Regions from separate parts of the Homo sapiens genome. Here regions 1, 2, 3, 5 and 6 are each linked to region 4. Evidence: chromatin contacts called from ENCODE Hi-C or POLR2A ChIA-PET data. All regions are on one chromosome and are shown on one strand. The core of a region is the stretch at or near the end of the contact, and the rest is flanking DNA. Distances in the headings are between cores, read along the strand shown. Region 1 has its middle 71 kb from the start of TANK-AS1. Region 2 holds the start of PSMD14 (proteasome 26S subunit, non-ATPase 14). Region 3 overlaps TANK-AS1 (TANK antisense RNA 1). Region 4 holds the start of LY75 (lymphocyte antigen 75). Region 5 overlaps CCDC148 (coiled-coil domain containing 148). Region 6 holds the start of LINC01806 (long intergenic non-protein coding RNA 1806).

What was found. A loop is a pair of places that touch in the nucleus more often than their neighbours do. ChIA-PET counts read pairs that join two places held with the same protein, here RNA polymerase II (POLR2A). Pooled maps may share reads with other maps.
Region 1: a loop to region 4 is called in a map with no recorded cell type, with 5 times the contacts of the local background. The contact joins the enhancer-like site here to the promoter of LY75 in region 4. A Hi-C loop is called at or near these places in 10 of 37 single-sample maps with no recorded cell type and 10 of 50 pooled maps.
Region 2: a loop to region 4 is called in a map of CD8-positive, alpha-beta T cell, with 6 times the contacts of the local background. The contact joins the promoter of PSMD14 here to the promoter of LY75 in region 4. A Hi-C loop is called at or near these places in 3 of 168 maps with a recorded cell type or tissue (CD4-positive, alpha-beta memory T cell and CD8-positive, alpha-beta T cell) and 10 of 50 pooled maps.
Region 3: a loop to region 4 is called in a pooled map, with 2.8 times the contacts of the local background. The contact joins the enhancer-like site here to the promoter of LY75 in region 4. A Hi-C loop is called at or near these places in 1 of 37 single-sample maps with no recorded cell type and 8 of 50 pooled maps. POLR2A ChIA-PET finds 5 or more read pairs at or near these places in 1 of 52 experiments (activated CD4-positive, alpha-beta T cell).
Region 5: a loop to region 4 is called in a map with no recorded cell type, with 13 times the contacts of the local background. The contact joins the enhancer-like site here to the promoter of LY75 in region 4. A Hi-C loop is called at or near these places in 1 of 37 single-sample maps with no recorded cell type and 2 of 50 pooled maps. POLR2A ChIA-PET finds 5 or more read pairs at or near these places in 1 of 52 experiments (activated CD4-positive, alpha-beta T cell).
Region 6: a map of naive thymus-derived CD4-positive, alpha-beta T cell shows a loop between it and region 4 (3-fold over the local background). The contact joins the promoter of LINC01806 here to the promoter of LY75 in region 4. A Hi-C loop is called at or near these places in 1 of 168 maps with a recorded cell type or tissue (naive thymus-derived CD4-positive, alpha-beta T cell), 5 of 37 single-sample maps with no recorded cell type and 10 of 50 pooled maps.

The regions. Positions count from the first base shown.
Region 1 is chr2:161,086,734-161,091,369 of GRCh38, reverse strand. No RefSeq gene overlaps it. Among named protein-coding and RNA genes, the nearest start is that of TANK-AS1, 71 kb to the left of the region's middle. RefSeq lists an enhancer at 444-573. Within about 2 kb of position 2,554, at least 2 of the 41 ENCODE cell types and tissues checked have a DNase peak (open chromatin) inside an H3K27ac peak, as active enhancers do.
Region 2 is chr2:161,305,176-161,309,715 of GRCh38, reverse strand. PSMD14 (proteasome 26S subunit, non-ATPase 14) reads right to left here and starts at 1,291. Exons shown (of 12, transcript NM_005805.6): 1 at 1,112-1,291. RefSeq lists an enhancer at 964-1,423.
Region 3 is chr2:161,127,636-161,132,102 of GRCh38, reverse strand. The region is part of intron 2 of TANK-AS1 (TANK antisense RNA 1); the gene reads left to right. Among named protein-coding and RNA genes, the nearest start is that of TANK-AS1, 30 kb to the left of the region's middle. Within about 2 kb of position 3,072, at least 2 of the 41 ENCODE cell types and tissues checked have a DNase peak (open chromatin) inside an H3K27ac peak, as active enhancers do.
Region 4 is chr2:159,903,145-159,907,973 of GRCh38, reverse strand. LY75 (lymphocyte antigen 75) reads left to right here and starts at 3,218. Exons shown (of 35, transcript NM_002349.4): 1 at 3,218-3,385. The coding sequence starts at 3,292. It overlaps LY75-CD302 (LY75-CD302 readthrough), which reads left to right and starts at 3,218. Exons shown (of 38, transcript NM_001198760.1): 1 at 3,218-3,385. The coding sequence starts at 3,292. RefSeq lists silencers at 3,016-3,257, 3,027-3,486 and enhancers at 3,667-3,746, 3,887-3,936, 4,157-4,206, 4,257-4,306.
Region 5 is chr2:158,189,742-158,194,529 of GRCh38, reverse strand. The region is part of intron 11 of CCDC148 (coiled-coil domain containing 148); the gene reads left to right. All of the region lies in intron 3 of CCDC148-AS1 (CCDC148 antisense RNA 1), which reads right to left. Among named protein-coding and RNA genes, the nearest start is that of CCDC148-AS1, 25 kb to the right of the region's middle. RefSeq lists an enhancer at 2,995-3,154. Within about 2 kb of position 3,374, at least 2 of the 41 ENCODE cell types and tissues checked have a DNase peak (open chromatin) inside an H3K27ac peak, as active enhancers do.
Region 6 is chr2:161,242,859-161,247,244 of GRCh38, reverse strand. LINC01806 (long intergenic non-protein coding RNA 1806) reads right to left here and starts at 2,506. Exons shown (of 2, transcript NR_110164.1): 1 at 2,350-2,506; 2 at 1-370. All of the region lies in intron 3 of PSMD14-DT (PSMD14 divergent transcript), which reads left to right. RefSeq lists a silencer at 2,118-2,227 and enhancers at 2,210-2,710, 2,658-2,717, 3,947-4,056, 4,077-4,156.

The DNA of each region.
Region 1 (4,636 bases), core at 1,305-3,804, 1.2 Mb before region 4:
AATTTTTAGTGCCGGAGACCCCGTATGCTCATGTTGAATTTGCCAACATAATGACAGTATTTGTTCTTTCCAACACTCACCATCTGGGAAGGAGAGAGCTTAGTGAGTGTTATGTCCTCTCTCTGGGCAGAGGTAAATAAATGATAAGAAAATATCCCCCAAATAATTATGCTGCTGTTGGAAAATGATCATCTCCATTTTAAAGACAAAGAAACTGAGGCTGGGACTTATATGTGCTATGTAACTAATAGGATTTGAACTATGTGGTTCCAAAGTTGTACATCTTCCTGAGTCCTTGGTAGATAAATTATGGAGATCTAAGGTGATTGGGAGAGCTCTCTGTCTCCTGGGGTACCCCATGGCTAAATGTCAAGTGTTTGCCCCTTTGGAGTTCTTGTAATGTTGGACTAAAATGACTAGAGGTGGAGTTGGCTCCCAAACGTTTTGACCTCATCAAAGGGCCATTTGCTAAAGGCTAGCCTATCTCTTCCTTATTTTAGTTCTGTCAAGAAAACAGAGGCAAAATTGACTTGCCTACTTTACAATGTTGCTGTGGCTGGCCCTTGTTATAGATTGCCAGTACAGATCCTAACTTGTGGGGATATCAATTTATAAATGGGTAATTAGACATCCTGCCTGAGTTCTCTTCTTGAGGAAGTTCCATGTGGATGCCTGTGTTTGAAAAGCGGGGATCCGCGGGTAGCGTGTTTGGTGTGGAGGAAGCTGTCTTGGTATGCAAGCTCTGCTTAGAGGCACCACTCACCGAGCCAGCATTTCCTGGCAATGTGTTGTTGGGTGAAAAAGCTGTATAGTTTCTTTTTTATTTTTTTCTCTTTCCTTAAAGCTTTATCTATATTCACACACCAGCTAGAGGGAAGAAAAAACCCTCAAGAGCTGAGTTCAAACACCTGCAGTTATTTTGAAGACAAATGATTGAATGAACTTAACATTTCCCCCCAGCAACAAGTGCTGGTGTGAAGATGAAACCTGGGAGAAGAGCAGCAAGTTCAAGAACCATAAAGTAAAGCAGAAAAAAACCTACTTTGGGTAGTTGTAATTACTCAGTTCAGGTTGTTATTGTATACAGCTTTAAACATTTAATATCTTGCTTTATAACCTTATAAATAAACAAGGACCCACATAAGGCTTTGGGCCAGTTTGAACCTCAAATATGAAATATGTCAATCTACACATATAATACATAACTATGAGAAAATGCCTTTTCTTGCTCTTCAACATTTTCTGTGTAGAGTCAGCTGAACATAAAAACACAGGGGATGGATTCACCACATTTATTTCCATTGCACAGAAAGTATCTTGCTTGTTTACTTAGTAGGTCTGCAGCAATTGCACATGTTCTTACCTCATTTCTTCCTTGGTAATTAGCATATTTTTTCTTAGAGGAGCATATGGCATCCTCACTTGTAAACAAACCCTGCAAACCTCTTTCCATGTTGTTGAGATCTGAACTGAGCTGTAATTTTATCAAGTCATAATCATGGAAGCTCATGGATTCCCTAAGATAATAAAATTCAGCACACAGGCATAATAGGTAAATTGTCAGGAACTGGACCAATGTGGTCTTATATTGCTAGATGATTCAGGATATATACAGTATACAGAACTAAGGGATGAAGTGAGAAGACCCAATTGCAGCAACTTTAGCCTGTAAACAAAGCTAGAGAATGAAAGACCAGACAGAAATAGAAAGCTGCTGAGTTTGAGTTACCAATCTGGGTTCAGTGACTCTCTGAGAAAACTGAAGTTGTTCTTTAAACAAAATAGATTTTTTTACTAAGATTCCTATTGTCTGAGATAGGAATAAAACATGATTTTCAACTACCTGTTTTGTCATAATGTAGTAGAAAAGGGGTGATTATATATGGTCACATTTTGGAGTCTGTTGTCTGAAATTGCACATGGAAATTTTGCTTGACAATCATTGTATTCAATATGCTTATCACAATTGCAGCACACAAATAACATTTATCTTCTTCCTAAATATGTAGGTGTAGCTGTAGTCATTCTAACTTTAAAAACAACCCGCAACATTTAAGAAATTCTGGCTTTGAATTTGGGAGGCCAGTTGTGCCGAAATCATACTGAATGTTTATAAATTGGTCATGAAAAAAATCCTAACAAGACAATTCAAGTGTGTTATTTTTCAATTGTGACACCTATCTACACCCAAGGAGAAAGGTGTAGGTGACTAAGTGGGGAGGTTAGAGTGGGTGCTTGCCTTTTTGCCCAGGAAATCATTTTAGCATTTTGAAACTGTTTTTATGGCACCTTGTGTAAGATATATAAAACAGAAAGTGTTAATTATACATATTAAAGAATAGGGGAAGGAGAGGAGCTAAAAACTGAGGGAGTTCTAGAGATTCTTCCCATTCCCCCCACCTCATAGCCATGCCTTGATGCTGCCAGGCCCTAGACTTTCCTAAATGCCTTGTAAAACCAAAACTACTCAGAAGATTCACATCAACGTACATGCATCAACCTTAGCTGACTTTAGTGTTTCAGAGGGAAGTGAGAGTTTTGGGGCCTCTGGGAATTCTGAGCTAAGTGGTTTGACAGTAGACTGAGAAAAAACAAGAGATGTTATGAGGTGCATCAGAACCCTTGGGGTAGCCTCAGGACTGTCAAGCAGGGAGTTGCGGATTCAGGTTGGGATATGACAAACACCATGCCTGATAGCCTAGGAAGAAAGTGAGAGCCAAAAGAGTTAGGTGTCTCTGGGGGGAGTCATTTCGTCAATGGTTTCTATAAGTTCTGGCTCTATATTGGTCAGATAAACACAATGAGCCCCAGTGTTGGTCAAATAAGCACAATAAGCCCAAAGGTATATTACCTGAGTTAAATCTTACATCGGTGAATCTCAGTCTTGGCTATATATTGGAATCTCCTGGGGAGCGTTAAAAAATACTGATGCCTGGTTCCTATGCTTAGAAATACTGATTTAATTGGTTAGGAATGCTGCGTAGGCTTTGGGAGTTTTAAAAGCTCTCCAGGTGATTCTAATGGACAGCCAAGGCTGTGAACCACTGCGTATGACCTAAATTGAGTCTGTTTGGGTAAATATGTTGCAATTCACCTTCTCTAAAATAGTAAAAATACTTGGTTTTAACCTTGCACTAATATTTCAAATATTTCAACAACCTTTCAAGGTTTAAGAGTTGAGTAGTATACATTTGAGATGTAGTAATATCCCAGGGTGAGGTTCCCCTGGGACCTACCCTGGCTAGCCTCAGCATGATGGCGCTTGCCTGCCCTTCACCTCAAATCCTTGCTGCAGTGCTGTGTTCTGTCATGAGAGTCACAAGATACTTGGTGATTGCAAATCTGCTGGCTTATAATAAGTAAATAGTGGGCAAAGCAAAGGTCCTTAGGAATCGAAGATACCTATGGCACCCTATTATCTGTAAGATAATTTTGGACTTCATTGAATCATTTGTGTGTGTGTTATTAATACTTTGCTTTGCTTTTTCCAGATGAAAAAGATGTCTTATACAAAATTTGTCAATCAAACATAGCTGAGGTATTTTGCTCAACAGATATATTGCCTCTTATGATTTAAATGGGGGATTAACGAAAGGTTTTGAAAATTTGGCATTAAGAAAAATGGCTAAAACTCACTTTTGATTGCCCCTGAGTGATGGTGAAGGAAAGGGGGAATAAATGAAGTCAAGTGACTTATGGTTGTACCATCTAATTTTCTTGCATCTTGACAGACCTTGTCTTGTGACAATTTCCAAGGGGTTCTTGCCTTTTTATATCCAGAGTAGTATATGTGGACCCAGGATTCCTACTCCAACTAGAGGACTAACGTCTTGAAGGCTGTGATTATGATTTTTCTTCTGGAATTATTAGCAAGTCAAGATGTAAGCAATAAAGCTATAATGGTGGAATAAATGAGGTGGAGGTAGAGAATTAGGGGTCTATTTATACCTGATCACCTAGGTAGCTCACCACCCCACTACCTCCAGGGTCCACCTCACCACCCTACTACCTCCAGGGTCCACCCTGTCTAAGCCTCAGAATCTATCTACATGGATGGGAAGGATGCTAGCTTGTCAAAGAAAGCAAGCTTTGAGAAGACCACCAAGACATATTCTGAGATCAGATTTTACAACCTTATTTACTGAGATCATTAGACTGTTTGCAAAATGTTTGTTGTTGCTGTTCTACTTAGTAAATGGGCCTATAGAGATCTATTTAGTAAAACCTTGTTATTTGGACAGAGAAAACCAAGGGCTAGGGAAGTTAAATTGGCCATAATCAATACCGTGAGTTTTTTTTCTTTTTTTTTTTTTTTTAAAAAAAAAGCTAAGACTAGAACCTGGTTCTCTAGTACCAAATCCAAGGCTGTTTCCTCTGAGATGGTTGCAGTTTCAGAATAAGAGAAAGAACCTCTTAGTCAATCCCACAGTTTAACAAAGCTGATTGGGAAAAATGAAAATATTAAAGAAAACATGTTTGTATAGTATTTATGTTTAGTGATGTTCAATCAGCATTTATTTATATTATAAAAAATTAGAAATTGCCTGAACTGTCACAGAAAGGAAGGTTGCTTGGTAAAATACCATTTCCATTATACAATATGAAAGAAAATAATTCAGCCATTAAAAACCATGTT
Region 2 (4,540 bases), core at 42-2,541, 1.4 Mb before region 4:
ATTTAGCCTTTTTCACTAAATAGCACTTCACTAAACACACCTTAACTGTAGTTAATTCAGAACCACTATATATCTTAACCTCTAAACTTCAAATGAGTCAGCTGGTAGGTAGCCTTACGTGACAGGAAGGCCACCATTATATTAATCATCTCCACTAAAACTGTGTTCATGTTTTTGTTATTTCTACAGTATCAGTGCATGTCTTGCTGCTTTTCTCAAACACATTAAGTCAGAAGCACTAAAAAAACACTTGTGACCAGTGGAACAAAATCACTTTCACACTATAACTCTATTTTATGCTCATTTTTAAACCCTTTCCCCTGCCTTTCCATAATATTTTATCAACTTATATTACCATTTATTTTCTCGAGAATTTTTCCTTCAGTCACTAGGTTTATAGACTCAAAAGTTTACATTCTTTTTCTTTTGACAGACACAGAGCTACATCCCCAGGAAAATTAAGTTGCAAGATGTAACATACGGTAGCAGATTTCTACTTTACTTAAAACGAGAAATGTAATCAATTTACCAACAATTACTCAATTAGTATGATATTGAAAGTAAGTTAACAGCCATAGTAGCACACTTTGTTTTTAAGATATTCAAGGTCCAAAAGCAGTGTATCTGCAGGACTTTTGTTTACTTTTTGGAGGGAGCTGAAAACCTAACACTAACAGAAAAAGGGTTAAGGCTTACAGGAAGGACAAGAGATAAAACAAACGTATTCAATGGGAAAGTTAATTCTACTCTCTCTCCCTTGTTTTCCCGGTCTGCTTTGAAAAACTTCAAAGCAGACCGGTTAACAACTATGGATAGAGCACAGACAAACAGGCCATAAACAAGGATTCTCTCTATATAGATGGAAGAGGTTCCCATGATGTGAATTCGGCCAAACAGAAAAGAATGGAGAAAGGAGGCGACATCCAGACCTGACCCTGCCAGAGAGCCCTGAGAGCAGGCGAAGAGAATGAAGGAGGCCGGGCTCCTCCCTCGCGGCCCAGGCCTCCTGTGGCAACTCAGCTGGGCAACGTGACTCAGGAAAGCACGGGGCTGGCGGCGGCCTAGCACGGCTGCCTCCCCAGACCTCCCAGGCCTGCCTTCTGGGTCTTACCTGAAGACGGGCGGGAGCCGGATGCCGCGATATGGACCCTTGTCTTGCCTCTGTGGTGACGCGAAGACAGAGGCAACAGCAGCAGCGGCGCACACCCGACGCGGCTCTGTCTGCAAACCGGCGATGAATCAGCCCGATTCCATTCAAAAGAGTTGCCCGGGCCTCCGCCGCGAAGCACTTCCGGGTTCACTAGTTTGCTTCGGCTTCCGTTCCCCGACGGCCAATTGGAGACGACGGAGAGTCAAGCGGATGTCCAGGAGGAGCTCTTGGGACAGACGGCGCGGGCGGCCCGGCGTCTCCTGTCTCTGGCAGGACTGTGAGGCGGCACTTAGCGCCCTGGTCGCTCGCGCCCCGCCGACGCCTCCTTTTTCTCTCCCTACCTCTGCGCTCTGCGGCCGCCGCTGAGATCTGGGACGGCGGCACATCCAGCCCGGGAGACGACTGGCTAGGAAATAGAACTGTTAGTATTTTGAAGCCCAGATCCCCTTTCGTTTTGGTGTTCACTACTATTATTGCCCTCCTCAAAAACTAAAAGGTTCATTTGAGCTAGATTTAACTTGGTTATCTGAGAAGAAAATTTTTTTAAAAGAGGGGGGATGGTGTGATTAGAGGGGACCGGTAAGACGCCCTTTTCTGTAAGTCCGCTTTATCCACCTCTTGTCATTATTGCTTTGCAAGGATTGGATTTCAGGGAAAACTAAGGTTTCCCAAATGTTCAAACCACCTATTTTAAGCCGAGTTTAGTTTACAGGGTTTAAAGAGTCATTTATTCACATTTCTCCATGTAATTATCGGCAATCACATTTTACTCATGATCTACTTTGTGCTAGGCTTTCAAAAAGCAAAGTTGCAGAAGATATACTTGACAAGTTGATATTACACTCTAGGTCTAGGTACAGTCTCTGTTTAAGGCAGCTTGTTTGCCACGTTCCTGTCACTTTCTCAAATATGTTCCAAATAACAAGCATCTTTAAAGCATTCCTAAATCGAGAATGGTGATGAATCTACTGGACAGAGGGTGAGGAAAGATTACAGCGCCTGGATCCAAACTGTGATTTGAGTAGCACAATTGCTTTAAGATATTAATACCTTTAAAAACACAAAGATTATTTTACTCATAGGTAATATTTGGATCCACATCTTTATGCTTCCCCCCCAAACCTATGCCTCTCTATTCATTTTTTATGGGAGGAGGGGGTGAGTAGCCCCGTCCTCCAAATAATTTTCCTAATCAGAAACTTAAGAGTATGAACACTTGCCTCTTTTTCATCTCTCCCCACTGTAGAAACCATGAAATGTGTAATCTCCATAACAGCTTTTCCAATCCACCACTTCCCCTTCTAAATACTCCCCACTTTGGCCTTAACTCAGACCTTCCTCACTTCTTTTTTATTTTATTTTATTTTATATGTATTTATTTATTAATGCATTTTTGAGTTAGGGTCTTGCTTTGTCACGCAGGCTGGAGTGCAGTGGCGCCATCTGGGCTCACTGCAACATCCCGTCCCCGGGCTCAGGCAACCCTCCCACTTCAGCCTCCTAGGTAGCTAGGGCTACAGGCGCTTGCCACCATGCCCAGTTAATTTTTATTTATGTTTTTATTTATTTTATTTTTTTAGTAGAGACAGGATTTCACCATGTTCCCCAGGCTACTTTTTTAGAATGCTCTTTGATCTTTCCGCCTTCGGTCTGATTCCTTTTAATCCATTCTCCACCTCACTGGTAAAAATTTTTGTGCTATATGTAGTCATGCTCCTTCTTTATTTAAAATTCCACTAGTGGCTCCCCATAACATTCATTATAAAGGTCAAAAAAAAAAAAAACCCTTAAACTTTGTTTGGAGCACCTTTTGCTCCAGCCATACTAAAGTATTTAGCTGGGGAATAAGATGTCCATAGGGCTTTGAAAAACGCTAACATATTCCTGAGACTGTAGAAGGTGCTTAGGGTGTGCATATGTCTAGGGTTATGTGAACACTCAAGATAGGCCTGAGAAGGCCCTGAGCTCTAACCTCTGGGTGACCTTGAGGCACTACAGAAGCAAGAAGTGAAGGCTAAGGCAGAATTATTTGGTTGGTTGGTGCAAAAAATTGCGGTTTTGTCATTTCAACGAAATTACTTTGGTACCAACCTAATGTAAAGTGCTTGGCTGATTGTTGAAGGCTTGTCCCAACGTAAGTACTAAACCCCTCAGGAAAGACTGGGAGATTTTTTGGTTGAAGGTGTTTAAGAAAACCTGTCTCTCTAATCATTAGTTGACCACTAAGCTAACTGAGCAGAAACCTGAGTGGTCACACACAATAAACAATGCAGACTTTAAAGAATTCATTCATAAGCTAGGTGCGGTGGCACACGTGTAGTCCCAGCTACTCGGTAAACTAAGGCCAGAGGATCCCTTGAGTCACCAACTCAGACCCTATCTCTAAAAAAAAAAAAAAAGAATGAGTTCAGAAAAGTCACTAAATCAACAACTGCTACAACAAACAGAAATAACAGTGAAGCTTGGGGAGCGGGTAGAATCTGATTTCCAGTGTTGCACATTATATTATTTAAAATGTTCAGTTTTCAAAATAGTTAAGATACATGCAAAGAAACAAGAATGTATGGCTCATACACAGGATAAAAATTAATCAATAGAAACTCACCCGAGGAAGCCTACATGCTGGACTTACTAGATAAAAAGGCTTTAAATCAGATATTTTCAATATGTTACAAAGCTAAAGGAAACCATGTCTAAAGAACTAGAGGAAAGTATGAGATGTTTCATCAAATAGATGATAAAGACAAATCATTTTTTAAAACCCAAATAATTCTGGAGTTAAAAAGTATAATATGCCATGACGGAGACAAATTTTAAATTTTTAAAAAAAAATAAAATAACAAAAAGGTATAATAAAGTGAAAAGTTTACTAGAGGGGCTCAACCCCAGATTTGAGCAGGGAGAAAAAAAAAATCAGCAAACTTCAATATAGGTCAGTTGAGATGATCTAGTCTGGGCAACAGATTGAAAAGAGAAAGAAGAAACATCAACAGGCCTCAAAGTCCTGTGGGACACAATCAAGCACACCAACGTGCGCGTAATGGGAGTTTCAGAAGGAGAGGAGAAAAAGAAAAGGGCAGGCATAATACTTGAATAAAAGAATGGCCAAAAACTTCCTAAATTTAATGAGAAATATTTATCGACACATCCAAGAAGCTTAACAAATGCCAAGTGACATAAACAAATCCACACCTCAACACATTGTAATTAACCGATTAAAAGTCAAGGGCAAAGAGAGACTCTTGAAAGTGGCCACTTTCAAGAAGAAAAGCCACAAAGAGAGAAGCCACTCATCACATAATCCTCCATAAGATTTACAGTTGATGCCATGAAAGCCAAAAGGCAGGGGATGACATACTCAACATGCTGAAAGAAAAAGATCATCAAGTA
Region 3 (4,467 bases), core at 1,823-4,322, 1.2 Mb before region 4:
ACAAACTCAAGTAATAGGCTGATGCCAAAATGAAATTCAATAGGAATAATTATGAAATTGTCAGTTACTACTCCCCTCCCTACCACCATCCCACAAATGAACAAAAACCAGAAAGGAATTGCATAATCACAGAAAGGGTTGATGAGATGCAAGTTAGTAGCAGTCACACAAAACTGACTTGAGTTTTATTTGAGGTGATAATATGGGGATTCTAAAAATATCCCCAAAGTAATAGGACCTTAGAATTCCCTCTAGAATGAGGGACGCATTAGTCCTGCTTTCTGACCTATCTTTCAGGGTACCACTCTTTAAGACCACAGACAAACTAGTTATCAAATACTCATCCATATTACATGTGTATGATTGCAGGAATGGAGAATGTTTAGCTTAGAGAAACTGGGAAGGAGAGAACTGTATTCAAATATCAAATTCATTTATGCAGCTCCAAGAAAGGCCTCAGACAGTGAGCCAGAACTATAAGGAAAAAAAAATTCGCTTGTTACAGGAAGATCAGCGTTCCAATAGTCAGAAAATGAGATAGGCCACTTTAAGAGGTAATGAGTTCCTTCTTCCCTGGGAGAAAGGAAACATATGATGAATGACCATTGTTTGGGAATGTAGAAGAGATTAAAATCTCAGATGGATTAATAATGACAAATACCTGTATATAATTTACTATGGTCCTGGCACAGTTCTAAGTACGTTACATGTATCACTTTATTTAATCCTTATAATACCCTATAAAGGAGGTACTCTTTTATAGATTCAAAACTGAGGCATAAGGAAGTAAAGTGGCTTGACCAAGTAAACATAGCCATTAAATGTAAGTGGAAACTGAAGTGTCTGTCTCCAAAGTCCATCCTCTTAACAACTTTTAAAGCACCTGGGATTGCCCAATACACTGCACTTTATCTAGTGAAGATTCTCTCATTCATTGATACATGAAATTTTAACGGAGGTGGAAAAAAATTCAGATGCATTCTCTACCACTTTCAATTTCTTTCTTTTTTTTTTTTTTTTTTTAGATGGAGTCTCGCTCTGTCACCAGGCTGAAGTGCAATGGCGAGATCTCGGCTTACTGCAACTCCACCTCCCAGGTTCAAGTGATCCTCCTGCCTCAGCCACCATGCCCGTCTAATTTTTTGTATTTTTAGTAGAGACGGGGTTTTACCGTGTTAGCCAGGATGGTCTCAATCTCCTAATCTCATGATCCGCCCGCCTCGGCCTCCCAAAGTGCTGGGATTACAGCCGTGAGCCACTGCGCCCGGGCTGATTTCTTCTTATGCCTAGTTGTGGAAGCTTCCAGGCTGACAAGAACGTAACGAACTGAGAATATGCCACCTTCAATTCCTGCTTAATACCTACCTTGGTCTTGGGATGGGCATGTTAAGAATAGCATAATTGAAGATGGCAGGAGGATGGGAAGGGAAAAGGAGGGTGATGCAGAAGAGGTGCTGATATGATTGGCTTTGTGTCCCCATAATCCCCACGTGTCAAGGAAGAGACCAGATGGAGGTAGTTGAATCATGGTGGGTGGGGGTTTCCCCCATGCTGTTCTCGTGATAGTCAGTTCTCACGAGATCTAATGGTTTTATAAGGGACTCTTCCCTCTTCGCTTGGCACGCCACCTTCCTGCCCCCTGGCGAAGAAGGCGCTTTGTTTTCCCCTTCACCTTCTACCATGACTGTACATTTTATGAGGCTTCCCCAACCATACTGAACCGTAAGTCAATTAAACCTCTTTCCTTTATAAATTACCCAGTCTTGGGCAGTTGTTCATGCAGTACGCAAACGGACTAACACAGGTGCTCTTGTTGAGAAGTGGAGGAGCAAATTAGACATGCTGTCTCTTTTCAAATGCCAATTTAGAAAAATAGGGCAACCTGGGAGCAGATTCAATACAATTAGTCAAGGAAGATGATAATGCACATTTGTTTCTGCAGTTTTACTCATCCTTCCATTTTTCCTTTCTAATCTGTTATGTATAGCTTAATATGTCTCATAAAAAATACATGATACTTTCTACAGGGTACAAGGTGAACTATTTAAGTTTCCATAAAAAGTCTCTGTAAGCTGACAGAATTTAATCAGAAAATGAGACATCTCACCATTGAAGAATTTGTTTTAGATATTATACATTCTACTTTCTGTTTTATTGGCCAAGATAGCAATACATTTAGTTTATTACCAATTAACCTTTCTATTTTGATCTATGCACTGGGATTTCTCTTTTCTAAAGTTGATGAGAAACACCAGCCAAAAGAATGAGCCTCACAGGCATTTTCTTTCTAAACTGAGAAACCTAGAAAAGTGGTTTTGATATTAGGATAAAATAGAAATTACTGAACTCCCCTCAAAGAGGTAAGGAATATATAAATTGTAGAAAACAAATTTGCATTACCTGAAATATATTTCTTTTGGAATTATAAATTCATGAAATTGAAATTGCTATGAGATGCCTGTCATCAATAATTTTCTATGTGAGAACACAGTAATTTAGTACTGATACAATTACTAATATTAGTAGGATTAATAATAATAGTTCATACTTGTAATTATCTATAAATGAGAAAGATAAAAAATGTCAGCCTGTCTGTAACCTCTAAGACACAATGGTGGTGAGAAAGAAATCAAAGAGGAGAAGAGAATAGAGGGAGAGATGGAAAGAATAATCCATAAACTCTGGGTTTTTCTATTACTTCAATAAAATAAGTCAAATTCTCAATGAGATCTGACCTTTGAAAACTGTTTAGCATGACTCCAGGGGGATGTTGGGAGGATTAACTAGCTGAAGCTTGCAGAGAGATTTCAAAGTTCCTTGTGTGTTATTTATTCCTTGCTTTACCAGTTCAGTTCCTTTTTAATTTGATCATATTTGGTGGGATGCCAGAGCCATGATAAAATATCCAATAAACACGGGTTTCAAGTAAAATCACAAGCTATTGTTTGAGGAGGAAAGATTGAGGTAGTTCTAAAAGTGTAGAGGTAATTCTGTGCGTAGACATGCTATTTTTAAAAGATTTTTTTAAGTTAAATCACTTCAAAGAGCAGGAAACGGACCCAAAGAGATTAATTGATTTTCTAAATATCAAACAGCTGACTCATAATTTTGACAGTTTTTCACTGGCATTAGAGATCCTGGCTTCAAAGTACTTGATCACCTTTGGCATTATAATTTGAAGATGCTGTTATGGTTTGGAAGCTGAGTGGGATGGAATTGGTGAACTTTTTCTAATTATTCAATTGGTGAAAGAACTGTGTGTTTTATTCTTCTCTTATCATTGGGTTTCAGATTTTAAAATATTGTTTGGATGGAAAAAAACTTTGTAGAAACACCTCTTTCTCATGTCTCATTTATTTATTCTTTAACCCTTCATTCATCAATTGCAATATGCTGATCAGCTCTTGGGAGAGGGAGCCATAGAACCAAGCCCAGCGGCACTTTCTGGAGCACGTCAGAAGTAACATCCATCTCTCTGCAGAGGAGTTAGGCAAATAGGTGCTGGAGCCATAATGCCTACATTCCAAATCCTGACTTCACCTTTGACAAATGTCTTGCCTAAAACTTATGGTAGTTTTGAGAATTGAATGAATTAGTATGTGTAAAGGATTTAAAACCCTGAGCACATGGTAAGACTATGTAAGAGAGTTTCTTTGTTGTTTTTTATTCATTGATGTATTTTTCTTCACTGTCTCTGTAAAATTAAAATGTGAATTGGCTGGGTATGGTTGCTCATGCCTGTAATCCCACCACTTTGGGAGGTCGAGGTAGGTGGATCACCTGAGGTCAGGAGTTCGAGACCAGCCTGACCAACATGGTGAAACCCTGTCTCTACTAAAAAATACAAAAATTAGCCGAGCATGCTGGCAGGCACCTGTAATCCCAGCTACTCTGGAGGCTGAGGCAGGAGAATTGCTTGAACCCGGAGGGTGGAGGTTGCAGTGAGCCAAGATCACACCATTGCACTCCAGCCTAGGTGACAGAGCAAGACTCTGTCTCAAAAAAAAAAAAAAAAAAATTGTGAATTCATACAAGTTTTGCAGGAAAACTAGATGGCGAGAAATTAAATTATTTAAGCAAGATCATTTTTGTTTGTCTATGCAACTTCTATATTGCCTTTTCCTTTTTCCCCTTGTAGCCTATGTACTGTTTGGGAAGCAAACTCCAACCACTGTCCATGAGTAGGCTAGGACTGGCTCAAACCAGTCAGTACATTATATTTCTCCTACTTTTGTTATTGGCTGAGGGTGGAGTGCATGACACGAGCCAGTCTAACCTTGGTGAATACCAGGACTCTTGCTTGGATTACAGAGCTGAAAGTAAAAGTGAAGCACAGCCTTCATTATTTAGGCTGACAAACAGCCTAAAGCTGTAAGGGTCTTCAACTACAGAATAAAACCATCATCACGAGATGGCCAAAAAGAGAGATGGGGAAAAAATTGGTGTTTTAAAAATTTTAATTAATTT
Region 4 (4,829 bases), core at 1,969-4,468:
AATTTCTTTGAGAAAGTAACGTCCAAGGTGAGACCTGAAGGACACATTGCTTTTTATTGTCACCATTGACAATATTTACTGAGAATCTATAACCTAGGTGAAATAATCAGTGCACATGTCCCTGAAGAAAAAATCGTGGCAAGAGGTAATACATGTTAAATACCAAGTGAAAGGAATTCACACTATTAGGTAGATATTTGGAAGAAGGTTAACCCCTTGGTAGAAGTGTTTTACGTAAAATGTCAGATCTAAACAGAAACTTCAAGAAAGGTTGGAACTAAGACAAAGGGAAAATGGCATTCTGGATATGCATATATGGGCAGAGATAAGAAAAGGCAAGACAGGTTCAGACAGGTAGCTTGAACCAAAGAGTGACATATGAAGGGAGTAAAGAGAAAGGGTCAGATTAGGCCAGGCACGGTGGTTCACAACTGTAATTCCAGCACTTTTGGAGGCTGAGGCGGGCGGATCACCTGAGGTCAGGAGTTCGAGACCAGCCTGACCAACATGGAGAAACCCTGTCTCTAATAAAAATACAAAATTAGCCTGGCCGTGGTGATGCATGCCCGTAATCCCAGCTACTCAGGAGGATGAGGCAGGAGAATCGTTTGAACCCAGGAGGCGGAGGTTGCAGTGAGCTGAGATCGCGCCATTGCACTCCAGCCTGGGCAACAAGAGTGAAACTCCATCTCAAAGAAAGAGAAAGGGTCAAATTGTAGAGGTACTTGCTTTTTGTCTTAGAGTTTTCTTTTTGTATCATGGGCTTCTCTGGGATTCTCATGAAAGCCTTGTACCCTTCCTCCTCCTCCTCAAAACATAGTGCATTTATAAAGCTGCATAAAATTTCAGGGTTTCATAATTTCCCTTAAGTAGCATTTAGGAGCTCCTGCTATATGCAAATAGCACTGAAAGGATTTGAGTAGAAAAGTGGCATGTTCCAAACAGTGTTTAGAAGGATTCATTTGCCAGAGAGGATAATAACTGTTGGCAGTGAGGTCAATTGATAAATTATTGCAATATAATGCAAGTAGGAGCTCATATGGCCCTAGGCTAAGGTGGTGGCCCTAGGAATCCATCCATCGATTAAACTAACATTTATTGAGAGCTGACTTTGGGACAGGCCCTGTGCCCAGTGTTGAGGATGTGATAATGAATACGGCAAGACCACTGCCCTCAAGGAGCTCCAAGCTGGGCAGGATCAGAAAGAAAGGCAGGCAGCCACAGAGGCAGAGGGGATCAGGTCAGTGGCAGGTTCTCCTACTCAGAACTTCCCACCATCTGTGCCTTAGAATAAATTCAAGGCCCTTCACAAAACAGACACAACTCACCTTTCTGCTGTCATTTCCACTGGGGCCCCCACCACAACCACTTTGATCTCTCTCACAGACACACCCCCCGCAGGGCAGCTACCCTGGACTCTGGACTGTCTTCTGACTCTGCTTGCATTTTCTGGCCTCTGCCCTGTCACTGGTTTTCTCCCACCAGCTGTGCCTGCTCAAATTCCTACCCATTCTTTAAGACCCAGCTAAGATGTTGCCTTCCCTCAACATTTGTCAGAGTTTCCCCATTCATTCTGCCCTGTGTCACTGAGTGTGCCTGTATTAGGGTTCTCTAGAGGGACAGGACTAATAGGATACATGTATATATGAAAGGGAGTTTATTAAGGAGTATTGACTCATATGATCACAAGGTGAAGTCCCACAATAGGCTGTCTGCAAGCTGAGGAACAAAGAAGCCAGTCCGAGTTCCAAAACCTCAGAAGTAGGGAAGCCAACAGTGCAGCCTTCAGTCTGTGGCCGAAGGCCAGAGATCCCCTGACAAACCACTTTTATAGGTCTAAGAGTCCAAAAGCTGAAGAACCTGGAGTCCGATGTTCGAGGGTAGGAAGCATCTAGCACGGGAGAAAGGTGAAGGCCAGGAGACTCAGCCAGTCAAGTCCTTCCAACTTCTGCCTGCTTTTATTCTAGCCATGCTGGCAGCTGATGAGATGGTGCCCACCCAGACTGAGGGCTGGTCCGCCTCTCCCAGTCCACTGTTAATCTCCTTGGCAACACCCTCACAGACACACCCAGGAACAATACTTTGCATTCGTTCATATCAATCGAGCTGACAATATTATCCATCACAGTGCCTCAGTCTCCCCAGTATTCAGGGGAGGGCAGAGATGTTGTCTTTTTGTCCTTCTGTTCCATGGCGTGCCCAGATCCTGTGATGGCAGGTGCTCACTATATCTATGGAACTGAAAGGCCAGACCCTGGGGAGAGGACAGAGCAGGTTTGGGAGCCAACTGTGAAACCTTGGCAGTGGGAGTCAGGAAGAGCAACCTAGGTCTTTGCATCCTCATGCAACAAGGATGGAGGCCACCTCAAGTACACATTATGTGCTCAGCAAAGACGAGATTTAAAAGTATAAAACATTCACATTTGAGCAACTTAGGTCATTAAGAATTTGGCCTCTTTATAATGATAGCAGTGTCCACAGGAAGAGAGTGAGTGGGACATGAAATTTCTGGTTCTGCATGCAGACTTCTACATTTCTACCAGCTAATTATTATTATCATTAAATTATTAAGCAAAGAGCTTACTCGCAAAGGTCAACTTTTTATAAAGCATAAGTCATCCTTGGAAGTGTCGTTTGGTCATTCTAGTAATTCTTGCTTTTAATTCTTTAACAACTATGGGTAGAACTGCAGTGTACCATTATTCCACCTTTGTTTGCACTGTCAAAATACCCAAGACGTTGCCAAGGACGACTGAATTCTTAGGCTTGGCCGCAGCCACCCACAGGGCAGGTGCTCACTTCCTCCTCCGGGGTAGAAGAGATCATGGGTCCCTTTCCAGTCCAGGCTGGAATGGAGAAGTCGTCCCTGACCACAGTGCGCCAGGCAGAGGCCAAGGTTCTAAACTGATAGAACCCACCCACCAGGGCGGTGCCAAGTCCCAGTAAGGGCCGCATCTCCCCAGCTTGGCTGATGAAGAGGCGGGGACCGAACCCTCCAGTGCAGGAGCCTGTCTGGTGCCTGGCTCTCCCACCGATCCGCACGTACCTCTTCCTCGCGGGTCCTACCCCACGCAGGTATCTAGCGCCCAGCCCTGTTCATTTCCCACACCTGGCCCGCTCCGCCCCGGGGCCGAGGAGACGCACGTCTGATTGGCCGAGGGCGGCGGGGGCGGGGCCGGGGCGCCCCCAGAGGCCTAGACAGAGGTGCGGGCGGGGCAGGCCGCGCTCAGCAGGCGGGGCGGGAGCCGCGTGCGCCCGAGGACCCGGCCGGAAGGCTTGCGCCAGCTCAGGATGAGGACAGGCTGGGCGACCCCTCGCCGCCCGGCGGGGCTCCTCATGCTGCTCTTCTGGTTCTTCGATCTCGCGGAGCCCTCTGGCCGCGCAGGTAACCGCGGGCACGCCAGCCCCGCAGTCCGCTGGGTGCCTCGACGCCACAGCTCTGCTGCCTTCCAGCCTGGGGCAGGGCTGCGCCCCTGGGGCAGGTCACGGCTGCTTTGCTGTTGGGGCGGGGGGGCTCTGGAGCCGGAAGAGTGAGTCGCAGGGGAGGTCTGGCAGAGGAAGCGCCCCAGTGCCCTCGGGGGCCCGGAGGAGGGCGCGGTGGATGTGGGAGGACAGGGCCCTTCTGGTGCAGAGGGGACGCGGTGCACCGTAGAGTAGGCGCACGGAGGCTTTTTTGGCCGGGTGCGCTGCTCCATCGTCGCCTCTCTTATATAATGTTGCTGGAGTATGGGGTTCCCCATCTGCCCTCTTGCGTCCCGTCCCTCCCGTTCTCGCTTTTCCTTCGGCCCTTGGTCACCTTGGCCACAGGGCCAAGAGGAGCCTCCACCCACAGCGCCAAGGATTCCCCACGATTCCCGGATTTCACTGCGCCTACGGTGCGCATCAGGAAGGAAGTCAGGTTAAATAAACCATCTCCTCCGAAAGTGACCAAGACCAAGAGTCAGCTATGATGCCCTCACCCACCGCCTAGAGCAACAAACCTTTCTTCTCATTGGTTTATCAGCTCCAAATGACCCCGCTCCCCCAAGGCTGACAGCCTCACGGTGAAGGGCAGGTCGCCTGCTTGGGGACCTGCTGCCTCTCACTGCGGAAGCAGGACCAGAAACAGACAGCCTTCATTGATGTTCAGGGTAGTGCCAGCCCCACCACACCACACCCCTTGGCAGCAACCGGTTGCTTTTACTTTCTCTTTTTGCCTGGGCGAGGGGTGTGCAGAGAACTTTGTTTCTTGGTTGGACTGCATCATGGGCACTCAATGGGCCACCCTCCACCGGCCACTTCTGTTATCGTGCCTGTATGAGGAAGGAAAAGATTGTCCAGGCAGTTTGAAAAACATTAAATTGTTGGTGGCTCTTATTTTCTTTGCAGCTAAGCTAAGTTACCATCTGGTTTAGACTTCCTTCGGAGAGCGATGGGAAGAGATTTCTCAGAGTGTGAATGGCATCATCCTATCTACAGCAAGGACCTGGAAATGAACCCTGCTCTGAGTCACACTTCTCTATTCTCCTTTGACCCTGTGTGCTAGGAACTACCAAAAGAATCCTTTAAAATAAGATCCTTTATTGCCTTGATAATTTATTCTGCCTGCCCCACAATCCAAGGTGGAAAAGTTCACTGCAGCAACTAACTACAGTGAAAATGCACTAACTTTTCAATCACTAACCTCTTGGTTCCCATCGACATCTGCTTCAGTCCTGTTTTTATCTCCTTCACAAATTTCAGGATTTCCCTAATTCTTGCAATCTCTGCAATCACTGCCCTTTATCACTGACCCAAAGCAAAAAGCACCAGGTTTAACTCTGTTCCCCCTGTGCTAGGTCCCCACAGGT
Region 5 (4,788 bases), core at 2,125-4,624, 1.7 Mb after region 4:
ATAGGCATCCTTGATTCCAGTGCAGTTGGTCTACTCACCGCTTTCTGAGAAATACAACAGTATAATTAATCCAGGGCCCCTGCTGGTGAGACAGGTCTAGAAACACCCTGTTAAAGAGGCACAGAGTTTCAGTAGTTCCATCTGGTGAGCAAATGCTGACGCCTGTGAAAGGCAAATTCATGGCCCAACTGTGACAATTAACTTGTTACAATTGCTTGGAAATATCTACTCCTTTTACTTGGTTTTGTCTTGTCTTTGATTTTTAATGTTGTTGTTTTACCTGTGTTTAATACTAAATATCAGTTCAAATCTTGCTTGGAAACAGGAGGGTAGAAATTTTTATTAAATTTTAAAAAAATTGCCAACACCCTTCCTCATTTAATCAGAAATGGAGAAAGTGAATGATGCTGTTTAAATGTTAGTTGAGTAATAACTTATTTTTATACTAAATGTCTTGATAATGTATCAGAGAATACCCTTTAAACTGTAAATTTTTTTAAATTTTTTTTTTTTATTATACTTTAAGTTCTAGGGTACATGTGCACAACGTGCAGGTTTGTTACATATGTATACATCTGCCATGTTGGTGTGCTGCACCCATTAACTCATCATTTACATTGGGACACAGAAGGGGGAACATCACACACTGGGGCCTGTTGTGGGGTGGGGGGAGGGATAGCATTAGGAGATATACCTTATGTAAAATTGTAAATTTTTATGCAAATGGATTATTTTAAAAATATAAGGTACTTCATATACACCTAATAAGTGTGTGTCTTTATCTGTTGTATTCCTATAAAGCCTTATATACTCCAATGTTCTTGCATTTATAATGTTTTATCAATTGAACAGGGAAAGTTCAAAAGTTTCCATCAACTATACCTAGAGAAGAATGCATCACTTTGTCAAAATATTGTGGCTTTTTTTATTCTTTGTAGCTCTTCCAAATCCCACAAAGAAAGGATTATCGTTACTATCTGAGTGTGTGTGGGCTTGAATGCGCTAAACGTTTCTAGAGGAGCAAGGCTTTTTGATGCTTAAAAAAAAATACTGTGAGCTTTTGGTGCACACTAATCAGGGTATTACTCCACAAGCCATACCCTCCTAGGACTTCCATAGCTGATGTTATGTTGGAGCAGTCTCAGAATAGAGTCTTCCTGTGGTCCATGAGTGACAGTTGTCTTATTTGCAGAAAGGTTTGTCTCTGTTCACAATTATGCCAATTTCTGCATCAACACTTTTATGCATAGAATTGGGGCGGTGCAAACAAGACATTCTGCTGGAATTGAAGAATGCACATAAGACAGAAATGTTGATTGTGCCTGGCTAAACTGATACAATTATTTTCAAAGCCTAGAATCCAGGCACAGGATAGATTTGTTGATGTGTTAGTCTTCAGGGAAACCAGAGACATGATATCAGAAAGATGTATATTCAAAAGGAGGCCTTAAGGAATATTCTTGTCTCTTGAAATAATGGGGAATCTGGCAGAGAGGAGTTGTGACATCTGGGAAAGGATAATAAAGATTAAAATTTGAGTCACTTGGAGAGAAAATGTGAGTTGCCTTTCATATATTGACAGGGTTGACAATATCTCTAAGAAATTATAATCTTTTGGACATAAGCTTATTGCTTTTAGAGAAAATAAAATAGCCTTTTTTTTTTTTCTATTTAGACCATGGGATTGCCAAGCAGCTTAGGTCAGAGAAAATAAACCTATCCTTAATGGGCAATATTGATACCACTTTGTCAGCTTAACTTGGACTAAGTGGAATTTTCCCTTGGGTTTACTGTTTGGGGTCATGGTTAGGCCCCATGAGAGAGCCAGGTCTGTTTATTTCCTGACCTCTGTTACTGTGAAGTTCTCATGAAGGGAGAGAGCTCTTTTCCTAAGGAGCCTCTCCTGCTGCTGCTTTTCTTTCTGTGTAGAATGTGAACAAAGAGACACAACCACCTCTTGGTGTCCTTTGTTAGCTGTGTCTAGATGGCCAACGCTTGGCCATTGTAAACTTTATTAAAATAAAATTTCATAAAAGTTAGCTATCTGTTTTTCCTACACCATGATTTGCTTAGTAAACCCTGCCCTACTTCTCATTCAGCCTGTCTACCCTTCCCCAGCTGCTTTCCAAGTTTTAGATTTAATTATAATCCAGACATCCGACTAAAGTTTACAAATCGTGAGTTGTTGGAAGCCTGTTTTATTCTCTGGCCCACGACCCTCCTCTAGCAATTTCTCTGTTTCCTTTGAGAGAGATATCCAAAGAGAGACCCATATGGACATCTCTAGCTTAATGTAGGAAGGGAAAAGACAGGGTTTCTTGAGGTTTATTTCTGTCCATACTTGAATAAAGCTGGCGAGAAGATATATACATGTTTCCTTTAAAAGAGGGGGCTATCAGTGATCTACATATTATTTGTAAGTTCATCTGAATCTCTGTCCAGTTTATTGCTTTATCTTTTCCAGTAAAGTTGGTTCCCTGTTAATTTAATTAATTTTACTATCTTTGACTTTATTGTCTGAGTGTTGATGAAAGCAACACATCTCTCTCTCTTTGCCTTTCTTGAACATAACCTTTGGCATCTCACCTGAAAAAACTACAGGGTAGGTAACAGAGTTCCCCAAGTAGGCACTGGAGATGGGCTCTCCTCCTGAAATCCAAACACCAGGGTTCACTTGGCAGAACTCTAGGGTGAACTGCTTTGTAGAGTTGTCTGTCTCCAAAGAAAAAAAAGGAACAGTGATTCCGGAGCTCAATTCCAAAAGCTGAATTCTGAGACAAAACGGAAACTGCTAAGGTAGGTGTGACTTGGCAGAGTCACCAAAGAAGCTAGTTGAAACTCTATAGCCAGAGGAAATCAGCATTTGAGAAAGCCAAAGGAAAAAAGCACTAGAAAAAGTCACACCCAATACATAAATATATTTTATCATTTGTTTTTTTAAAGCATGTTTAAAATGCCTAGCCAAAACTTTAGCTAATGAAAATATTTTACTTGGGGGGATTAGAAGGGTTACTTAAAAAGTAGAAGAAAAAACCCCGAAGGCGTTTGTGAAAATAACTGTTCTGCTCCACTGACTTTCTTTTTTAACCTCAAATGTTAAAGAGGCTGTTTGTGAAGCCTCTTCGCTGATCATTTCCTAGGCTGAAAGAAAATCAAGGTTTACTTCTTTGCTGTGGGCGGCTGAATCACTACAAAAACCTTTGGTCCTTTTGATGTTTGCTTTCTACAGAAGTTCTGAGAGATCTGGGAAGGAAGAAAGAGAATGTAATGGGGATTTTTCAAACAGCATTAGAGAAGCCATGTTTTATTAATCTTATTTACTTAAATCATTTGTTTGAGGGAGAAGACTGTGGTTTCTTTTGTGGTCTCAGTGCCCTCTCGGTTCAGCAGTGCTGCTAAAGAAGGGAACCCAGTTCCATCATCATAATCATACAGATGTCTATCTCCAGAAAAACGAGGACCAATTAAAATCAGTTCTCACAATAAGTAGCCGAAGTTAAAAATAGATAGAACTAGACCGAAATATTATGACTTGATAACACGGTGGTATATTTTATTAGCATGTCTTTTTAAAGCTCAATACTAAAGCAATGCCTCTTTTAGTATTTGTGATTCTGAAAACACATTTATGAAAACCTTGGGCATCAGGAATTATGTGTCTTATGAGAATTTTTCAGCTGAAAAAAACCTCTCCAATAAAACTAATCACCCATGCTTATCATTTTCTTACTTTTAAAAGCATTATTTTGCTTTACAAACAAAATTAGCATAAGAATTTAAAGAAAGGTTCCAATGTTATGAGGTAAACCCTCAACAAAAGTTCCCTTCTTACACAACTGTTAAAATGATTATATGGCCTCATGAAGATTTTTTAAATGCAATACATATTAATTGTGGAGTTAAACTATATCTACCATAAACCATTTGTGAGTTCAAGAGTCACTGTGCAAATTACCCAATTAGTATCAAATGGCAGATGTCTTTTGTTAGTGAGTTCATATGATGGCAAGTGACAGGTGCCTCTAAGTATTCAAAATCCAGATGTAAGCTCTGCCTTTGTCTACTTGATAGGTGTTTCTAATTGCTCTGGGTTTTTGGTTTGTTTTGCAGAAATATGATTGTTATACATTTACATATATGGCACTTTGTATAAATGTGCTGAATAAATGAATGTATTAGAGGCAATTGGGCAAATAAATGCTGATCTGCCTGGGTGGCCTTTTAAATTTCAGTTCATGATAAATAATTTCTGAAAGCCAACATTATTTCTGCCTGTGCTGTCCCTCCAAAATCATGATCCTAGCAAGTCTGTATCATGGTCGTGGATGTCATGCCTCAGTTTGGCTTTTAGCATTCATGGCTCCTTATTCTCAAAAGGAACTGACACTAGATTTGTTCTCCAGTAATTCAATTTCTCTTCCAGCTTCTCAAATGATTAAATATCTTACAAAGACATACTCACTGACTAATTAGACAGGCTTAAAGGAATAATGTATATTTAATTTATTCTTACATTTTTATTTTGCCAACTCCTGTGTCCTGTTATTTACCTACAGCTTAGGATATTCAATAGAATGCTTTCCATCACTTTTTAATTTCACTCATCATTTATTCTATGTTTCTTTCATTTATTGGTGCATATCTTCTGTGTTTTAGGCACTCTGCTAGTTCTTGGGGATACACAGGAGATTAAGTCATAGCCACTAGACTCAGGAAGTATACAGTCTAGTAGACAAGACATGAAAACAGAAACTATAATACAAAGCAGGAAGTGTCTATGTGTCTATG
Region 6 (4,386 bases), core at 1,257-3,756, 1.3 Mb before region 4:
AGAATTGGGGTAGGAGGACCAGGATGTGAAGACATCTAACAAATTCATAGATTTTTAAAAAGCATTTGAGAGCGTTGTGTTTATACATGCTGGGCAACATAAACCATAAACCTTGCTGGATTTCTGCAAACTGCTGCGTGGAGGATACAAACGACATTCCTGTCAATGGGAGGAATAGACAGACAGAAATCAAGACAGAGATAGGCAGCACCCCCAGGATGTGAAGCTTGTTCCAATTGCAAGCTGTAGTGGAAGGAGATGATGACACCCAGAACAAAATGTCTTTTTCACGAGGATGCTGAAGCTCTTGCTTTGTGATCTCTGTTTACAGAAGGAATGATCCATGGAAAGGACTTAATTTCTCCATTTTCTGGAATCGAAATATAAGGGCTTTTTAGTTAAAGTTCTTCCTGTAGAGTGTATTGTTGTGTTCCATGAAACAGACAAAACTCAGCAAGACAACAAAGACTTGATCTGTAAGAGAAGGTATTAAACAGCAAGTCCTCTCCAGAGGGTAATTAATCCTTAGTCATTCATCTTAGAAGTCCCAGTTACAGTTAAGGTTAATGTTCAGGTAGCTTCTTTCTACTTTCTTTAAAAATTTTTTTAAACATTTTTTTTTTTTTACAGAATGTTATACTATTAATTGCCAATTTGCATATGTGTGCAGCTGCTGTTTTGGCTCTGAACTCAATCCGATAAGCTTGCTGGAGGTATCGCAGAGCACTTGGCAGCTTTCCTATTTGAAAAGAAAGCCTCTCCCCTCTACAGAACAGCTGATCGTCTATCAGCGATAGACCCTGATGGCGTGAATTACAATTACACTACTTTTCACACTAAATCTGGGTGATAGCTACTTGGAAAGAAGTTTCATCATTTTTTACCACAAACTGGAAAAAGAATTACATGGTCATGCTGTGCTTTTAAAGGCAGTTTGGTTCACTTTTGTCTATTTAACACCTAATTCCAAGAAGTCCATAGGCATCTAGAGATCTGAATGGCGCGTAATGAATTCACTGTTTAGATTGAAGATTTTAAAAATCTACCTCAAATTACATTTATTAACAGGGCGACCAGGAAGTGTTAAAGTTGTTAGACACTTCATTTATTAAATAATTTGTGGGTATTTTCAGTTGTCATATCTAGAGTCATGGGGTTTGCTTATTTTTTTTAATTAGCAATCCAAAACAATGCTACTGCAATTTAACAATTCATCACATAATCTTGGGCTCTTCAGTTCAACTGCTAATGTTAGATAATTCAGATTGTTATTTTTGTCTGTTTATAAATGATTTTGGTTGCATTGTGCTGTGAGGAGAACTGCAGCAGCCCAGGCAGATGATCTTTCTCTTATTTCCTGCATTGCTCAGGATGGTTGAGGGGCCTTCCAAAAAATGCATTTGAGGAGTTAAGTTTAGCATCTAGCAAAAGCAAACAAGTGATGGGGCAGGGGGCACTAATAATAACTTGATTTATTATCATCACTTATTTACGTCATTATCAATTTACATTTCCTGTCTGTTCGGAAAACTGAGGAAGGGCCTCTTTGCCAAACTACATTTTGTTAGAATCCTCCATTTCTCTGATTTTCTGGGACGTTAGAAAGTATTGTCTTTCCTCTTCTTGAAAGAATCGGCCAACCATCAGAAAATTTAAGAAGCTCCTAAACATCCCTTTTCTTTTCTCTTTCTTTCCTCAGCCCTCTTCCCCTCCCATCTTGACATTTAAATCAATTTGTTGGGGTGGGTGGGGGGGAAAGAACAAGAGTTAAACCCACCTCAGGCAGCAGAAGTGGAACACATTAATCCTGACGTAGTTAACCTAAGAGAAAAATAGATTTTGTTTTCCTTTTTTAGTCGCTAGCTTTATTAGATTTCTCACTCTCACAGATTATCCGAAGACTACCCATTGATTGATCGCCCGTAGAGCTGCATTTGGTGTAATGAAAAAACTCACAGCTTTATTGGCTCTCAGGAGACAAAACAAACAGAACAAGATATTCATATTAATGCAAACAATGCAACAAATGAGGGGAAGAATCGCCCGGCTGAAGCGAGGCCCGGCGCGGCCGCGGCCGGGGGGCTGAGAAGGGCCTGGGTGCCTGTCGCCCGGGAGCCGAGGTTTCCCGGCCTCCCCCGACCCCGGGCGCCAAGAGCAGTCGGTCCCCCCGGCCTCCCGCCGGCAAAGGGGCCCTGGGGCCCAGGCGCGCGGCCCCTGCGTGGCGGCAGGCGGCCCAGGCCAGCGCCGGCGGCTAGAGAAGGCCTCCAGTCCAGGCCTCATGGAAGGGCCTGCCTCGAGCGGCCCCTCAACGCCCCGCAGTGTGGCACTGGAAGGGACCTAAAAACCCACCTGGCTTTCTCCTTTCCCCTTCCCCACGCTTCCCAGGGCCCAATGCCCGCATCTCAGTTTCGCTTTCCGGCAGGGTCAGGGGTGAGAGGGAGGAATTCTCAGGTGTCACCTCCTCACCCGCCTGGAGGCGGAGGCTAGAAAGACGCCGGGGCACTCTGGAGGGGAGGAAGAGGTGTGCCTAGAATTCTCTCTCTTAAACGCTCGCGTTATCACGGAGGAGACTTTATAAACACTTTAAACACAACACCAACCATTTTATCAGCAAAAGCGAGGGGAGGGGGGCGTACAGTAAATGCTGAGAGATGTTCGAGAAGCCCCAAGACGTTCCTTGCGGAAGGAGAACGGAAGAAAGAAAATTACGGGCGGAAAAAGAGTAAATATTAGCTCCACACCTAACCACTTCCCCAGCCCCAAACTAGGAGAGAATCTGCTAAGATTCAGCTTCATATTTATATAGTCTATGTGATGTTAAAAATAGGGTTGCCAAATATTGCATGGGGCATTCTTAGAGTAAAAAATTGTTATCTACCTGAAATTCAAAAAATTTAACTGGGCATCCTGTATTTTTATTGGCTAAATCTGGCAATTCTAACTAAAAAACATTCTGCTGAAGAAATCATATAAGAAGGAAGGCTCATTGTCTGATGTAATCAGGTTATTGGGGACATGTTTAATGGAACCTTGCCTGGAAAAAGAAATTGAGTTTCTCCTACAGCATACTTTTGTAAGCACATGGTAGGGTGGAGGAGGAAGAAATGACTGAAGCGACTTGGAAATGTCCTTACATTATATTTGAGGAGGAAATGACAGTCATTGTTGCCACTTCACTAGGAAATGGAGCCGGGTTCCTTTCCTAAGGTTGGCTGACTGGGTCTGGCCCACAGAAACCCTCCCTCCCTAGCCGGTAGAGCGTACCCTAGCATGTCTGCAAGTGGAATGTCAGTTACAGTGGTTCCCATGTCGGCATTAGTGCATATATTTTTTCTAAACCTTGACTATAGAGCCACGTTACCCATTGGTATTTAGTATATTTTGAAAAAAAAAAAAGAGTTGAGTTGAGAACTTTAAAGGCAAAGTCTGCTTTGAAATGTATCAAAGGCTTTAACCTAGAAATAGATCTCATCCAATAGGGTCTTGCAGATGCTGAAAGAAAAGGCTTTTGCAGTGCCAAAGGTAAAACCTCAGGAAAAACGCAACAAAACAGTGGGTCTTTGTATATTGAAGTGTGTGTGAGAGGGTGAGGAGTTAGAAAGCTGCTTTCTGGAGAAAGCCTGCTGCTTGCATTGCTTCCCCAGCCCCAGTTAGAGAGAGCTTTTTCAAGCAAGCTTTATCACCCTTACTGATACTTTGGATCCCCAGTGAGCTAGCCTTCCTTTTAAGCCAGTTGCTTGAAGAGGTCTGAGTACACCCACACAGGATGCCCCTTTATCACTGGCGGGTAGAGCTATTTAACAGCTGCAAATGGAGAAACTATTTGTCTAATGAGTGCTGTTTTCAGAGTTGATTCACCAATACTCTCAGGGGAAGATAATATAAGGCCGAGACTTCCTTCTGAGCTGCACAGCCATCTCCAGACAGTGAAGGCCAGGTCTGGAACCAAATGAAGTATTTGGTTGGTTTAGATAATGTTTTAGTTCCAGATCAATAGTTTTAGAAAATACATAAGCTCACTTCCAGTTCGTGCTGGTTAGCTATTTTGTTTCCCCCAGACAAACTCTAACCTAGAATTCAGACTGTTAAAAAACTTAGCACTGTGGTTTGGCAGTTATGGTATGGTTTAACTCCATACTCTAGAGGTACAAATCATTTTTTATCTTCTCTCATGTTAGTTTGTGTCTACAAAAATATGTTCCATGACTTGCTCTTCCCTCATTGGAGCAGGCCAGAGAGATGCTCAACACCCAGTGGGTTAAGGTGCCTCTTTTCCAAGCAGAAATGGACTGGGGCCCTTGTTAGAGTGGTGATAAACTGACAACATTGATTGATTGATAGATTGATTGATTAAGATGGAGTCTGGCTCTGTCCCCTAGGCTGGAG